Linked DNA regions of Homo sapiens: region 1 is linked to region 2. The links are chromatin loops, found by intact Hi-C in ENCODE. Cell type or tissue: dorsolateral prefrontal cortex. All regions are shown on one strand. Each heading gives the region's core, and the rest is flanking DNA. Links, peaks and the distances in the headings are about the cores only. Region 1 overlaps ARHGEF4 (Rho guanine nucleotide exchange factor 4). Region 2 holds the start of SMIM39 (small integral membrane protein 39).

Evidence for each region. A loop is a pair of places that touch in the nucleus more often than their neighbours do. Peaks named below come from ENCODE experiments on the same cell type or tissue, not always from the same donor. Only the 100,000 strongest peaks of a DNase experiment are listed, where the experiment ranks them.
Region 1: it touches region 2 in a loop (3-fold over the local background); 3 of 110 quality-filtered maps call a loop at or near these places.

Annotation. Positions count from the first base shown.
Region 1 is chr2:130,962,125-130,967,486 of GRCh38, forward strand. All of the region lies in intron 4 of ARHGEF4 (Rho guanine nucleotide exchange factor 4), which reads left to right. Among named protein-coding and RNA genes, the nearest start is that of SMIM39, 70 kb to the right of the region's middle. RefSeq lists an enhancer at 4,539-5,158. In dorsolateral prefrontal cortex, for the core only: a CTCF peak has its summit at 2,599; DNase peaks (open chromatin) are centred at 2,027, 2,575 and 4,530; H3K4me3 peaks cover 3,682 bases; H3K27ac peaks cover 3,543 bases; H3K27me3 peaks cover 2,501 bases.
Region 2 is chr2:131,032,612-131,037,973 of GRCh38, forward strand. The region is part of intron 5 of ARHGEF4 (Rho guanine nucleotide exchange factor 4); the gene reads left to right. SMIM39 (small integral membrane protein 39) reads left to right here and starts at 2,481. Exons shown (of 1, transcript NM_001414894.1): 1 at 2,481-2,651. The coding sequence starts at 2,481. The coding sequence ends at 2,651. In dorsolateral prefrontal cortex, for the core only: no CTCF peak of the experiment used is centred there; a DNase peak (open chromatin) is centred at 2,250; H3K4me3 peaks cover 3,106 bases; H3K27ac peaks cover 3,351 bases.

The DNA of each region.
Region 1 (5,362 bases), core at 221-5,220, 70 kb before region 2:
GCTACGTGGGAGGCTGAGGCAGGAGAATCGCTTAAACCAGCGAGTCGTAGGTTGCAGTGAGCTGAGATCGCGCCACTGCACTCCAGCCTGGCGACAGAGCAAGTTTCCGTTTCAAAAAAAAAAAAAAAAAGGAAGCAGAGGCTGGAAGGTTGCGTGCTGGCTACAGAGTGACCAGGAAAGGCACTCTTTCCTGGAGGAACTGAGGAGGGGGCTTTGATGTGATGATCTGGCTGAGTCATCCCCCAATTCTCATCAAATTAAATACCCAGCAACACCAGTTATTACCTTAAGCATGTATGGAGCTTCCAGTCTACCTAAGCCTGTGGTGGCCCACTGCCCCAGCCCCCTGGGTTGTTAGGTCAAATAATCATATACTCATGATAGACAAGATACTAGAGGTCTCACAAGGAGAGGAGAAAGCGTCTATGAAGCTGCAGGGCCTCTTATGGTACAGAGCTTGGAGCACATATAGCTTCCGGATGGAGATGGGCCACAGGAAATGGACCCCAGTGGAGGGCAGGGCACCAAATGCCCAGTTTTCTAGCACCCACCCTATACTAGCTGGTGTGCTGGAGCAAGGCATGCACCTCTCATTTCATCCTCTCCCTCTCAATACTTCTGCTGCTTACACTAGAAGCAGCCCCCAAGGGCTTTGGGGGAATGATAATGCTGTGTACATGGGGTCGGGGCGGGGAGGGGGGCAGTAAGGGGAAGGCCATCAGCAGCCCTGATTAGCCGCTATCACGACTGCCCCTCAACCTCCAAAGGGAGACCAAGTCTCCCACAGTTTTTCACCTCCTGGAATTTGCATTTGCATTTCATATCCTGACTTGTCACCTTGTGTGGAGCTTCTGGGTGGACTCTAAGAACCTAGAAGAACCTGTGTGTGTCTGGGAGGGGCAGATGAAATAGTAATGCCCTTCCTTATCCACCCCCTACCTCGCACACACACTCCGAAAAAAATAAAACTCCTGGCTCCTTGCAGTGGGCCTCGTGGCCCCAATCTTCGTGTGTGAACTCTTGCACTGTAAAACCCGGTCACTGAACTCTTCCACACGCTTTCTAAAATCGTTTGGCATGGACTTTCCTCGGCCCCTTAATCACCACAGGGTGTGTCCTGCCCGGGCTGTCAGGAGGGTCGCAGGCGCCCGGTGGTCCACGCTCACCGTGCGCCTGGCTGAGCGCAGATGAGGGTCGTGTCCCGTCTGAGCGCGCTCCCCCCGCCGGCGCGCACGCCTGCCCGCCGGGTCTCTGCCCTGGGCCGAGCGGGGCCACCTGCTTGCGTCCTCGCCCTGGATGGCGTGGGAGGCGCCGCCAACCGTCTGAGCTGGAATCCTTGCGGTGAAAAAGTGGGCGCCCACCAGCCCTCCTCACCACCGCGGCTGCGACGAGCCTGGGCGTCGCCTCCTAAGGATGGCCCTGTCCTAACACACGCGTGCGGACACAGGTGGCGGCGGCGCGGCCCTGCGGCACCGAGGACGACCCGGAGCCCCGCGCCCGCGCCCGCCGCCGCAGCCGCTCCAGGCCTGCGTGCGCGCGTGCGTGAGCGCGTGCCGACCGGGCCCGCGACCCGCACTGGGGTCGCCGTTGAGGCTCAGCGCCCGCCGGGCGGCCGGTAGTGGGCAGCGAGCTGACGCGCTGCGCTCTGCCGGGAGGGCGCCTGGCCTCGCTCCGAGCCGCGCGCGCCCCGCGCCTGCCAAGGGTCCCAGCTGCCGCGGCCACAGAGCCCGAGCGGGGGGTCGGCTGAGAGCCTCCTTAACGGAGCCCCATGATGTCAGCCGGCCCGCACGCCCCTCGCCCTCCGACTGCGACCCCGGCCCGGGCTCGCGCGCCCCGTCCCCCGGCAGCCCCGCGGCCGCCGCACCGCCGCCCCCGGCCCAGCCTTCCCCGAGCCTGTGGCTGGAGCTCGGGCCCGCCTGCGTGCGGGCGCAGCAATGCCCCAGCGAGTCAAGCGGGCAGACGAGTGGCGATCTCGGCACTAGCAGCAGCAGCAGCGCCGGGCTGTCCCCGGGCTCCGACTCGGACAGCAGCGGCGTGGTGTGTGGCGGCCGCGGAGGCAACGGGGGCATGCGCGGCGCCGTGTCCCGCTCCTGGAGCCTGGAGAGCCTGCGCTCGGCCACCGCCGGTAAGGACGCCGCCATCCCCGCGCCGCACGCGCCCTCCGCGCCCGGGTCTGTGCTCTTGGGACCCCCCGCCCCCCTCCTGCCTTTCCTTCTCCTCCCTCACTTTCTGCCTGTCGTTTCCATCTCCTGGTCCCTTCCTTCCCATTGCTTCGCCCTGCTATTCCTTTTCTTTTTCTGGTTTCCTTCTGATTCCCACTGCCTGTCTCTCTGATCCACGTCTACCGGTGGGCCACCTGTTACAGCCGGGACCTTGTTGGCCCCCATACCAGAGCGCGCTGTCAACTGGGAAACTGATTAAGGTGAGACTAGAATTTGGTGCCCGATGCGCTGTGTTCCTTTCCCCAAACTGTTCTTGACCAGTTGCACCTGTCTGGCTTTACCTACCGCAGCTGCTTAGCCTCTGTAAAGCCAGGAGGATGGAAGGGGGCCGCTGGCCGAGGGTGGAACGGATTGCGCCACCTGGCTGTGAGTGCGCTTGGTCCTGACCGCAGGACTGCAGCTCCCAGCGGAGGCAGCTGGTCCTGGACCCCTCTGAACAAGACTGCGCTTTACCGACCTGGCATTGCTCTGGTGTTTCCTGGGACCGTGTGATCCCTGTAGTGCTCCCGAATCTACCTGGAGGGCCTAATTTGGGTTACTGGTTGAGAGGAAGATTTTGTCCCTAAATATTAATGGAGCAAGGAAGTCAAGAGTGGTTTTATGAATGGTGATCACCTTACCCTTGGTTATTTGCTGACAGAATTATTTATATTTCACTTCTTGCAAACATTCTCAAATATTGTAGCTTCTGCAGTGGGGTTTGTCAAGGGCAACAGTTGCTGCCTGGAAATGAGAGAGTTATACACCCACTATGCTTCTGCATGGGGCTGGAGGTGCAGCCTGTGAAAGCTGCAGGGCCTCACGTAGGTGTGGAATGAGACTCAGAGCATCAAAGCCAGAGGAGCAGAGGGCCATAGGGATGGCAGAATGTGGAGCACAGGCCTTGTTGGGCAGATATAGAGCAAGGTCGGCTCTGGCTGGGTTGAGAGCACCTGGAATGACAGATTCAGAGTTTGGACTTTGCAGTCAGCGAGTTTGGGAGAGAGAAGTGAAGGACATGCAGACCTCTGCATTGAGCACTCCATGACTCATCTGCCCGTTCCCAAAACACACGCATGAAATTCAGAAAAGTTGAATAATCCAGCTGTTGATGTTTCCTTCAACGGAGAGTTTTCCATTGTTCTGCAGCTCTGATTCCATCACATCCCTGTTCCCTTGAAACTGTCCTTTCCCTCCTCTCTGGAGCTTAAATAGAACCCATTTTGGGAACCCCAAGCTAGATCATACCCTAAGTGGGGCCTGAAGCAAACTGGCAGAGGACTCCTGCCCCTTTCCTTATTCAGACGGCTTTCCTTCCTTTCCAGAGGCCTCAGTCCTCCTGGGGACACCTCCTCCTTTCTTTCTTCCTTCTGTCCCAGGGTAAGTGCGCCAGTGAGACAGATGGAAATGGCAGAGACCCTAGTTTATTAGGCAGCCCAGAGATCCAGGGACTCCCTGGTTTATTAGGCAGCCCAGGGACACAGAGGCAGCCTGGATAATTTTCCGAGATAACAGCGATGCTTGCATGAAGATCTGGAGAGAGAGAGAGTTGGGAGCAGGGGGTGGGGAAGGAGGACAGGGTAAAAGCTGAGGCCTAGGAAGTTGCTCTTTGAGGGGCCCAGGGCTGCCCGGCAATGGCAGGGCAGGGTTTAAAACAACATGATGTAGTCAGAGTTGATGTGAGACCCAGAAACGAATGTTGTGCCCCTCACAGACACTGCACCACTAAGGGTAGGCTCTGGGTATCTCTAGGTCCACAGGCAGCACACTACCCGGGGAGTGCTGGTCAGTAACCAGCCACAGAGGCACTGAGGAAGACATTTAAAGTCACCTCTTCATCCTCTCTGCCCCCACTTCCTGCCTTGTTTGGTAGGACCTGCATCAGCAGTGACCAATGCTCGATGTGTAAAAAGACACTCCCGTGTATGCCTTAGAGCCAGTTGAATCTGTGAAGCCGTCTGTCCTTCTCAACTGGTCAGAATTAACTGTGCCTAAGACTCGCCTCTCTTCTTCTACAACGGAACTAGCTATTTCCTGTCCCTGGGAGGAATTGCGGAAACAGGCACTCAAATAATCCTGTTTGAATATGGTTGGAAAAGGCTGGTAAGGGAGGAGAACTTGAAGGGAGGAGAGAAGGGAGGTTACCTTTTGAGCACTCTCTACATGCCAGGCACAATATTCCCTGCTAATCTGGATTTGAAACAGGCTCAGAGGTGTGGTAACTTATCCAAGGTTACCTGGTGAGGCTGCGTCTGAGCAGAGCTTCAGGCCCGGCTGGATGTAACGTGATGAGGCTCTTTGCTGGGTTTTCAGCCAGTCTGTGCCAGCGAGGACGGGCAGCATGCCGGTCCGGTGGTGCGTTGGAATAGTCCTGACTGCTCACACACTCGCTGATGTTACTGTTTTCATTCAACAATCATGGCTTTTTCCTGGATGCCAGCTTTCCTATTTGCAAAGCAAAGAAATTAAAAGCAAAGGTCTGACCTCTTTGCTAATCACCTCTAAAATGCCATGACTCTAGTCAGGGGTATTGATCTGGGGGGTGCGCCCCACTGAGTCGCCATTGATTGCACATTGTGTTTCTGTTTGACTAGTCTAACGGCTGAGACAAAGGACACATGTGTTTAACTGAACTGCATTTCTCTCTTAAGGAAGATTAAGAGTTCCCAGTAAGGGATCGTCAGCACAGCTTGATTGTGGTGTGATTTTTGTGGTGGGGCCTGTCGCTAAACATTTTTGGAGTTCCCAGCAAGCATCTGAAAAGTGAGTGCTTGTGACTGGATAGCAGCTTCCTCACAGGGCGCACAGCAGTAGACAAGGAATCCAGGCAGGGCCTCTAGACTCGCCTTGCTTTCAAAAGACTCCTTGAATTTTAAATGCTCTGTGTTGGCATTTCCACTGAAATGTCGTTCATCTGGCTGTGGAGAGGACTTCCCTTTGAGGCATAATCCGAACACGAAATATAGCTGACAGGGTGGAATTTCCATGGCCCTTCTTTCTGCCCCGCTGTTCTCATCTCCCCTCGGGCCCCTGGAGCCTCCAGCCCATCAGCTGTGCTGCCACACTGCTGGTACTCAGCTGAAGCTTTCACAATTTCTGTTCTGGATGTGTCATCTGACAAGCCGAATTCTCTCTTCGGGCTTCTGGGGCTGACAGTTTTC
Region 2 (5,362 bases), core at 102-5,101:
ACCTGGTGGCCAGCCCCTCCAAAGTGGCTTTCCTCTTCCCTTTGTCCTCCCAAAGCCACAGCACTGGGGGCTCACCCCTCATCTGCCCCAGACACCTATGTCTCCCTTCTGCTTGCACCTCAGTCCTGCCACCAGCCTAGTTGGGCCACTCCCCTCCCTGGTGGGAGCTGTCTGTCCAACCCCTCAAGGGCCTAGGCCTTTGCCTTCAAGCTTTCTTTTCTTTTCTTTTCTTTTTTCTTTTTTTTTTTTTTTTTTTTTTGAGACGGGGTCTCACTCTGTCACCCAGGCTGGAGTACAGAAGCATAATCTTGGCTCATTGCAACCTCCACCTCCCAGGCTCAAGTGATCCTCCCACCTCAGTCTTTCTCGTAGCTGGGACTACAGGCACATGCCGCCACTCCTGGCTAATATGTGTATCTTTTGTAGAGATGGAGTTTCACTATGTTGCCCAGGCTGGTCTCGAACTCCTGAGCTCAAGCGATCTGCCCGCCTTGGCTTCGCAAAGTGCTGGGATTACAGGTTGTGAGCCACCACACCCTGTCTGCCTTCAAGCTTTTCTGTTAGGTTTTTGGTCATGAAACTCACATAGGAAAGCTGTTACCACTGCCGTTCCTGCCATAAACCCAGCTCTCTGGGATATAGAGGCTGGGGGCCCCTAGGCAGGGAGAAGGACCCTGCTCAGTCCTCAGTCAGGGGTGCTTCAGCCACCTTCAGTCCTCCCCAGGCTGCCCTGCTGTGCATGGGGCAGAGGATGTGCGCAGCACTCAGCTGGGGCTGAAGAACCAACCCCTGCCTGCCCAGGCCTGGCCCAGTGGCCGAGCAGGCTGCTGTAGACCCTCCAGCACTCAGTGCCTTTGCCGGCCATCCAGCTCACCGACCCACTGTACCCAGGGCCCAGAGGACATGTACCCTTCTGGGTGGCCAGCTGTTCAGAGGCCACAGGTGCACAATGAAGCATCCACACGTCAGGGGTTCGAAGCCACACCCCATGAGAGGACACATCACCATCTTACTAGAGGACTGCTGGGATTTGGGGGTACCAGCGAGACTTTAGATGTCTTCTGATCCCCCCAATTCTCCTGACAGCTTGGGGGAGCAAACCTGCAGACCAGCGTTTTCTAAAGAACTGGGCATGAGCAGTACACCAGGCGGATGGGCCCAGGCTGAACCTTCAGATGTGAGGGAGGCACACAGCCTCTCTGGACACATCCCTGACACTTCTCTGCACACACACACGGGCACCCACATGTTGTACATAGGCACATGCATGGAAACCCCACCCACATACACACAGGTACCCATATGTATATACACACAGAGGTATCCCCTTACACAGAGGTGCCTATGCCCATGCACACACAGGTACCCCTTGTGTACACACATGCACACACATGTGGCATCCACTCTGCTTTACAGTCAACAGGATGGTGACATTCAGGGTACACTCACCTATCTTTGCAAGGGGTGGCCAAGAGCTGGCCACACACAGAGAGATCAGAGCATACAAAGTCACTCCCATGGGAACACCCAGTCTGCACACATTCCCTCTGTGCGCCCCTCCCTGCCCTCCAGGAACTCTTCTTGCTCCAGGATTCAAAGCACTGAGCTTGTTGCCCAGAAATCTCTGCCCATGCCTGAGCGGAGTGTTTAGCCCTCTCCCCTGCAGTCTTCTTATCTCTCAGAAGGACACACTGACTGTACCTGGGCTGTCATTCTTAAGGATAGAATGAGAGCTCTTGCACAAGAGCTTTGAAACCTACAGGGTTAAGGTTGCAGGCTGTGTCGAGTGGAGGCAGAGGAAGCCCTGGACGCCTGGCTTTTCCAAAGGAACACAATGCTGCTCGGACGCTGCGGTCAGTGAAGAGGGGCCCCTCAGGGTGGATCGCTCCCACCGGAGTTTAAATCCTGCCTCCGCCATCCCTGCATTCCTGCGCGATTTTATGACTGAGCAGAATCCCTAACCTTTCAGAGCCACGTTTACTCATCTGTGAAGTGGGGGCCTGCGGCCAGTCCTTGTAAGGAATCAGAGTCCCTGGCCCATCCCTCCCCAAAGCGCCGGTGCCAGGCGTTTTGGCCTCTGTATCTCTGAAACGAGGAGGTCCCGGGGCATCCCCGAGCGCCCCCGTGGCCATCTGTGCCACTGGCCAGCCCAGGGCCAGGACTGCTGTGCCGGCGTGGAGATTCCCGACCCTTTCCAAGGAGGTGCCAAGGGCGCAGCGCAGCGCACGCCCGAGCCGCCGCGGTCCCTCTGAGCCTCTCCAGCCCGCCGCCGCCGCCGCCCCCGCCCGCACAGCCGGCTTGGTTGCCAGGGTTGCCAGGGCTTGGGGCCTGGGAGGCGCCGCGCGCACGGCGCCGGCTTCGCGGGAGGAGCCCCAGGCCCGCGAGCGCAGGCGCCCCGCCTCTCCCCGGGCGCTGCGGGCCACCGGCTCGGCCCTGTGCGGCGGGATCTCGGGGCCGCACGGAGCGGGAGGCCGGGCGCCATGGCGAGGGCCCCGCAGCCCCGGCGCGGCCCCGCGGCGCCCGGGAACGCCCTGCGCGCCCTGCTGCGCTGCAACCTGCCCCCCGGCGCCCAGCGCGTGGTGGTCTCCGCCGTGCTGGCGCTCCTGGTTCTCATCAACGTCGTACTGATCTTCCTGCTGGCCTTCCGCTGAGCGGCCGCGCAGGGCGCCGCGCCGGGGTGAGTGGCGCGGGCGACGGCACTCCAGCCGTTGCCACCCGCGGCCTCCGCACTGGTCGCGGAGGGAAGGCCTCCTTCCACCCCATGTGCTCACTACCAGGGCCTGGTCCGGGGGTGTCGCCGAGCGGGTGCCTGAGGGGCGTGGTGGCACGTGTGTCACAGGGTCCTTCTGTCCTCTGTGCCCTGTGGGGAGTGGGGGCTGCGGGGGCGAGGGGGGAGGCCAAAATGGCGCGTCTCTGCGAGTAACCGAGGATGCGGATTCAGCTGGGGCTCCCCGGCTGCTTGTCTGGAAACGGAGTGCATGTGACCGCTGGGTGAGCGACCCGCGCTTGCATCTGTGTAGGTTGAGTCAGGTGTGTGGAAGACCCCCGGGCACCGCTGCGCATGTTACCTGCAGTTGTTTTTCCCGTTTTAGGCCTTAAAATACGTGGTGTCAGTCTTCCCACGGGCAGAGCCCCTCTGCCCCCCTTGCACGTGGGCCCTCTGAAGCCCCCACCCCTGCTGCACAAACTGCGGGTGTTCACAGCTGCCCCCACCCTGCACGTCTGGTAGGTGGGCAGGGTGGGGAGGGCAGTGGCGGTCACAGGGAGTAGCTGGAGGCAGAGCCTGGCAGCGTTGCCCTTCTGGAGGCTGTCAGAACCTCAGAGGCACAGGAGGGGATCCCGCTCCCTGCCCTGGGCTATTTGAGTCTCAAATGTGCACCTCCATTGGGACCTTCTCCCACAATAGAACAGCCAGTTTCACAGCCCTGCTGTGTCTCAAGAGTCAGTCTCCGCTCCCTGCAGGCAGAGAGGCAGCCTGGACTCCTTGCCCCTTGGGCCTGCCTGGCTTGTGTCTTGGCTCAGGTGCAGCTGTGCCTACGAGCACCAAAAAGGGCCTCTGCCCAGAAACGCACCCAGCGCAATAGCATCGGAGGTGGAGCATGACTCTGATGTCCTACGAAACTGTCTCTGACCTCACAGAGCCACATTTTGTCTTGGTGACAACACAAACAGTTCACATTTCTCCTAACTCTAAATTAGAGTACCTCCCGAGTGGGAGGCTGTGCAGAAGGGGCTGACATCCTTACATTGGTGGGAGACACAGGAGGAGAGCTTGCTCACGGCACGTGTCCCTCTGCCAGGGTGCGACAAAGGCAATTAACACCTCCTCCCCTCCTCCCCAAGGTCTTCCAGCTGACTGGGCAGGACAAGTGTGGGGCTTGTCCCTAATGGTGCCTGGAAGCTGGCCTCTCTGTGAAGCCCTCCTCTTGCCCGACACCTGGTGACCTTCCCTGGCAGCTATGTGGGGGGCCACCTATGCCGGACCCAGTCCCACCTGCAGGGACAGGCAGCATAAAGGAAAGGGGAATGGGGGCACCAGGCTTCTGCTCAGGGCTCATTTAAGGGAACCTAGAGACAGAGGGTGACACCTCACCTGGTTAATATCAGGCAGGAACCTCCTGAGAAGGGAAGCAGTGGGAAAATGAGCCATGTTGAGTGTGTCGGGTCACCTCCTGACAGCCTGTGTCACAGACCCCAGGTCAGGGCCATGTCACCTACAGCTCACGCTCTCACTGGTGTCCCCAGACCGCCATGTCTGCTTCCTTCTTTCCCTGGAGCCTCATTCTTCAGGGCCTCAGCGGGGTGAGCCAGCTCCCCACTGTGGCTGGTGGGCTCCTACCATATGGTCGCCTGAGCCCTCCTGTCTCATCTCATCTGAGTGGCAGCAGCAGCTCATGATCTGGAGGCCACCTGCAGAAGGTCTTTGTGGCTGGGAATGAGAGCAGTGGCCCCCTGTGGAAGCCTGCTGCCCCCAGGAATAACCCAGGGCTCTGTGCCTGGGACCCCGTGGAGGCCTCTGGAGGTCTGCAGCCCCCGCGTGGCTGCCGCGCTGTGAGGGTTCCTGGGCTCACAGGCTCATGTGTCACTCTGAGGAGAGCGTCCATCAGGACTGGAGCAGGTTTTACCCCCAGGAAAGAGAAGGTTTGTCCTTCCCTGAACTTGCTTGCTCAGGACCCCTGGAGGAAAGCACCATCCCAAGCAGGCTCTGGAGCTTCAGTGCTCCAGTGGCCAGCCCCAGCCCTCACCCTGCCCATTCAGGCAGAGGCCTCTTAGCTGGAACACAGGACTGGCCCCACTCTTGGTTTCCATGTTGAGGTGAGGATTCACACAGTGCTTAGGGAGTACCCAGTGAAGTGAAAGGAGGGCTCCTGGGATGGGAGCTCAGAGGAGGGCCTGTTTGTGACATTCCCATCCTTGACCGCCCCCACAGCTGTGACAGCCAGTGCCAACACCTGGTCCTAGCAGGGAGGGTCGTGGACCTCACCTCCTGTGCAGCCCCAGCCCACTCCTCCTCTCCTGCCCTAAGGCCCTAGAACTGCTCATCATTCAGGGAGCAGAAACAGATCCCATGTTAGGAGAAAGCAGGGGTCAGCCCCATGGCGTACAAGGGCTGCCTGGGAGAGGCAGGGGAGCGTCCAGTGTCTTAGTCCACACCACTCTGGAGCAAGGCACTCTGCTGGTTATTTGAGCAGAGAGAAGCATGTGAAGAATGGTCGGCTAGGTATAATGTGGTTGACTGGGTAACACTGCATAAGAGCAGTCCTGAAGTGCCTGTCACAGAGGTAGCAGCTGCAAAACGTTTCTGCTTCTCCTAGAACTTGGGAAATGAAGAGAAGAGGTTGGACTAACTCAAACTTAGGAT